Regions from separate parts of the Homo sapiens genome. Here region 1 is linked to region 2. A link is a loop called in an ENCODE intact Hi-C map of the cell type or tissue named here. Cell type or tissue: heart left ventricle. All regions are shown on one strand.

Region 1 (2,500 bases), 110 kb before region 2:
CCCAGGAGGCAGAGATTGCAGTGAGTCGAGATCGTGCCACTGCACTGCAGCCTGGGCGACAGAGTGAGACTACGTCAAAAATTAAAAAAAAGAAAGAAAGATGAAAGAAAGAAAGAAAGAGGCCAGACACGGTGGCTCACGCCTGTAATCCCAGCACTTTGGGAGGCTGAGGCAGGCAGATCATGAGGTCAGGAGATCGACACCATCCTGGCTACATGGTGAAACCCCATCTCTACTAAAAATACAAAAAATTAGCCGGGCGTGGTGGCGGGCACCTGTAGTCCCAGCTACTCAGAAGGTTGAGGCAGGAGAATGGCGTGAACCCAGGAGGTGGAGCTTGCAGTGAGCCGAAATTGCGCCACTGCACTCCAGCCTGGGCAACAGGGCGAGACTCCATCTCAAAAAAAGAAAAAAGAAAGGAGAGAGAGAGAGAGAAAGAGAAAAGAGCCAGCCAAGGAACCAAGGCAGTGTGGCCAGAGAGAGTGGAGGGTCAAAGGAGGCCCACAAGAAATCAAGGGGAGCTAGGGGCCGTGGCTCACACTTGTAACCCCAGCACTTCGGGAGACTGAGGTAGGAGGATCACTTGAGCCCAGGAGTTTGAGACCAGCCTGGACAACATAGCAAGACTCCTTCTCTACAAAAATTTAAAAATTAACTGGGTGTGTTGGTGGTGCACCTGGCCCAGATACTTGGGAGGCTGAGGAGGTAGGATCACTTGAGGCCAAAAGGTTGAGGCTGCAGTGAGCCATGATCATGTCACTGCACTCCAGCCAGGGCAAGCAAGTGAGACTCTTGAAAAAAACAAAGAGCCGGGTATGGTGGCTCACGCCTGTAATCTCAGCACTTTGGGAGGCTGAGGTGGGCAGATCACTTGAGTGCAGGAGTTTGAGACCAGCCTGACCAACATGGTGAAACCCCATCTCTACTAAAAATACAAAAATTAGCCAGGCGAGGTGGCACACTCCTGTAGTCCCAATTACTCAGGAGGCTGAGGCAGGAGTGTCCCTTGAACCCAGGGGGTGGAGGTTGCAGTGAGCCAGGACTGCGCCACTGCACTCCAGCCTCTGACAGAGCGAGACTCAATCTCAAAAAAAAAAAAAAAAGAATGAAAGAAACCAGAAAGTTGCATTTGGGGATCAGAAGAAAGGCAGGAAGCAGAGGCATGTGGGATGAGGACACCTGGGAGGTGCCATCTCCAGTGTCCCTCTGGGTGACTGGATCTCTTCACATGGAGTAGACAGAGGTTGGGAACGGAAGGTGGAATGTCATGTTCCACTTGAGACTGGAAAAGGGAAGGCTGGGGCTGACCAGGCCAGAGGAGGGCTGGAGGCCTGCGCTCATGAAAACCAAAGCTGGGTGAGTTTCCAGCTGGGAGAGGCAGCCAGGAAACAGGGCCAGCTCTCCCTGGGGAGGGGCAGGCTCCAAGCCCCAGTGTGGGTCCGGGGGCGGGAGCCATAGATCATCACCAGCGCAGGCCAGTGCTGCTGTGGGGGCTTTCTTCGCACTCCTAGTTTCTTTTTTTTTTTTTTTTTTTTTTTTTGAGACGGAGTCTCGCTCTGTCGGCTCACTGCAAGCTCTGCCTCCTGGGTTCACGACATTCTCCTGCCTCAGCCTCCCGAGTAGCTGGGACTACAGGCACCTGCCACCACGCCCGGCTAATTTTTTTTTTGTATTTTTAGTAGAGACGGGGCTTCACCGTGTTGGCCAGGATGGTCTCGATCTCCTGACCTCGTGATCCACCTGCCTCGGCCTCCCAAAGTGCTGGGATTACAGGCGTGAGCCACCGCGCCCAGCCTCCTAGTTATTTTCTTTCCTTCCTTCCTTCTTTTCTTTTTTGAGAGGGAGTCTCACTCTGTCACCCAGGCTAGAGTGTAATGGTGCGATCTTGGCTCACTGCAACCGCAGCCTTCCAGGCTCAAGCAATTCTCCCACCTCAGCTTCCCGAGTAGCTGGGATTATAGGCACCAGCCATCATGCCCTGCTAATTTTTGTATTTTTGTAGAGACAGAGTTTAACTATGTTGGCCAGGCTGGTCTTGAAGTCCTGACCTCAGGTGATCTGCCCGCCTCGGCCTCCCTAAGTGCTGGGATTACAGGCGTGAGCCGCCGCGCCCCACCTGCACTCCTAGTTTCATCCTCACCATGGTGCCCTGAGTCCTATGATCACGCCCAAGGGGCTTGGCCAAGCCCATCACAGCCAGCCACTACCAGGGCCTGCACTTCTTTCAGGCTCCTCCAGATCCCCCCGTGGCTGCCCTGGAGAATGGCTTCCTGTTGGCCTCAAAACTCAAGAGCTTACCTGGTCCTGGTGGCTCAACCGTGGCCAGGTAAATCCGGGTACAAGAGGAGGGTCCCGCTGGGCATGACAAGGCATACGGAGGGAGAAAACATGGCCATGCATGAAACGACAAGGTCAGCTACCAGGTGAAATGTAGCCCCTTCCTGTGGGCTGATGGTCAGAGCCAGACTGTCAGAGGAAGGAGCAACTCGTAGGGGTCAGA
Region 2 (2,500 bases):
ACGTGGGCAAGCCCCCGAGCCCCCTATGGTTTCTTTTTTTCCTTTTTTTTTTTTTTTGAGGTTTTAGTTTGTTTGTTTGTTTGTTTTGAGACAGAGTCTTGCTCTGTCGCCCAGGCTGGAGTGCAATGGTGTGATCTCGGCTCACCGCAACCTCCACCTCCCAGGTTCAAGTTATTCTCTTGCCACAGCCTCCCAAGTAGCTGGGATTACAGGTGCATGCCAACATGCCTGGCTAATTTTTGTATTTTTAGTAGAGGAGGGGTTTCACTATGTTGGCCAGGCTGGTCTTGAGCTCCTTACCTCAGGTGATCCGCCTGCTTGGCCTCCCAAAGTGCTGGGATTACAGGCGTGAGCCACTGCACCCGGCCAGTTTTGTTGTTGTTGTTGTTGTTGTTGTTTTTTAAGAGAGAGGGTCTTGCTCCATCGCCCAGGCTGGAGTGAAGTGGCTCAATCCGAGCTCACTTCAGCCTCGAACTCCTGGGCTCAAGCAATCTTCCTGCCTCAGCCTGGGACCACAGGCGCGTGCCACCATGCCTGTCTAATGTTTGCATTTTTTTTGTAGACATGGGGTTTCACCATGTTGCCCGGGCTGATCTTGAACTCCTGGGCTCAAGTGATCCTCCCACCTCGTCCTCCCAAAGTGCTGGGATGACAGGCGTGAGCCAGCGACCGGCCACCCGCCCAGCCCTGTGAACTGTGAGGATGCGGACAGCGCCACCCCTGGGCAGGGCTGGGCGCTGGGGCTAAGGGCGGAACTCACAGCACACACTCCATGAGGGCAGCTGGGCCACCCTCATGGAGGAGCTTAACGCGGGGTCCAAACCAGGGTTCAGAGTGGGCACTGAGGCTGCTCTGGCTCAGCGGAGAGGAACTGGGCTGCAGAGGCCGCGTCCTCCCCGGCTCATCAGGCTCAACCATGCCGGGAGTCAGGAGCGCAGCAGGCCGGAATGGGCCATCCGTGAGGAGAGCGCGCCCCCTAGCGGCCTCCTGCCCCTTCTCTCCCAGCTCGGGAGGCCCCTTCACCCAGTGGGAGTAGCTGAGAGGGAGCAGGAGGGGGCTTTGGTGGTCCTGGGAGGCAGACCTGCTCACACAGAGGCAGGACAGGAGTGGAAGCCAGGGGCACGGAGGCTTCCCCGCCAGGAAGGAGATGGGGCGGGGGTGGGGGCACACTCTGGTGGAAAGTCCCATGACCCCCCACCCCCATCCCCATCAGGCAGCCCGTGGCATGAGCAGCTCCAGTGCATAAACCCAGAGCCAGGTGCGGCTGCAAAGAGGGGCTCACGCTCGCTCCTGGTGTGGGGTGGGCCCATCCAGCAGCTCCAGCCACAGCTCAGGACAAGCCCTCGCTCTCTGCACACTCATGGGCATCACTGGCTGCCCTACCACAGTCAGGCCGCCCCCCACTCCCGGCTCCATACTGCCAGGGTTTCCAGTGTAGGATGCCCCCACCAGGACCCCGATGTACTCCCTTTACAGCAAAAGAAGGTGGCAGCCGACCCAGGGCTGAGGTACCCATTGGCCCTAGACTGTGCTGACAGGTGCGGCTTGGAGGCAATGCTGCGTCCCCGCAGGCGGAATTCCTAGGTCCAGGAACCAGGGAAGGAGGGGGAGTCGTTCCACTAAGCATCACTCCCACGACCCACTTAGGAAATGTGTGCTTCTCGTCCCTGCAACTTTAAGCTCTGGGTTTAGCGGGGGAAAACACATCCACTGGGGAAGCAGCAGGAGCTCCTCCGTCTGTGACTCCTATGACTCTTCCTGCAAGACACCAGTAAGCAAGGAGAAGAGTGGCCAAGCCGGTGGCCCATGGGGCTGCTCACTGTCCTTCCCTACACAACTGTGATAGTAAATAGGGCTCGGACCCCCAGGAGGAGGGCCTGGACCACCACACCTGTGACAGAGGGGCAGAGACAGTTTCTCAAAGAAAGATGTCACGGTCCCAAGGCAGCCATCCCTGAGTCCTGCTGAGACTACCCAGGCCATCCCCTCTGCCTGGGACGCCCGTCCCCTCCTTCTCAGCCAGGGCTCATCCCTCAAGGACCGGCCTCGAGCTCACTCTGCCTGGGAAGCCGTCCCCAGCAGGGTTAGGTCAAAGCACGCATACCAGGTCTCCCCAGAAGGGGCTCCCTGGGGGCCTTATTGGCCCCCAGAGCTTAGGCCAGTCTCTCAGGACTCTCTGCTCAACGCACACCACAGAGGAAAAACTGATCAAGACTGGGAGATGCGGCTTCCACAAAAGCAGAGTACAGAAAAGAAAGTTAGACTAGGGTCCCTCCAAGTATGCAGAGCCCTGGGGCGGAATGCTCAGGTCTGGTAGGCCTCCCTGCCCTGCTAGCTCCTGTTCGGCTCCATTCCCAGGCCTCTCAGCCATTCTTCATGTGTCTTCAGGCTCGGCACACCTCCAGAAGGGCCCTGATGGGTGCCCTCATTCCCAGCAACCCCGACAGGTCTTCAGAGACCCTTGGTGGTACCCACGGCCGCCTCCCTGGGGAAGCCCTTT

What was found. Hi-C counts contacts between places; a loop is a spot of excess contacts. Peaks named below come from ENCODE experiments on the same cell type or tissue, not always from the same donor. Only the 100,000 strongest peaks of a DNase experiment are listed, where the experiment ranks them.
Region 1: it touches region 2 in a loop (4-fold over the local background); 54 of 110 quality-filtered maps call a loop at or near these places.

What each region holds. Positions count from the first base shown.
Region 1 is chr16:4,291,263-4,293,762 of GRCh38, forward strand. No RefSeq gene overlaps it. Among named protein-coding and RNA genes, the nearest start is that of TFAP4, 19 kb to the left of the region's middle. In heart left ventricle, no CTCF peak of the experiment used is centred here; DNase peaks (open chromatin) are centred at 1,387 and 2,228; H3K4me3 peaks cover 98 bases; H3K27ac peaks cover 443 bases.
Region 2 is chr16:4,401,870-4,404,369 of GRCh38, forward strand. All of the region lies in intron 6 of CORO7-PAM16 (CORO7-PAM16 readthrough), which reads right to left. The region is part of intron 6 of CORO7 (coronin 7); the gene reads right to left. Among named protein-coding and RNA genes, the nearest start is that of CORO7, 13 kb to the right of the region's middle. RefSeq lists an enhancer at 136-872. In heart left ventricle, a CTCF peak has its summit at 983 (motif pointing left); DNase peaks (open chromatin) are centred at 972 and 1,542.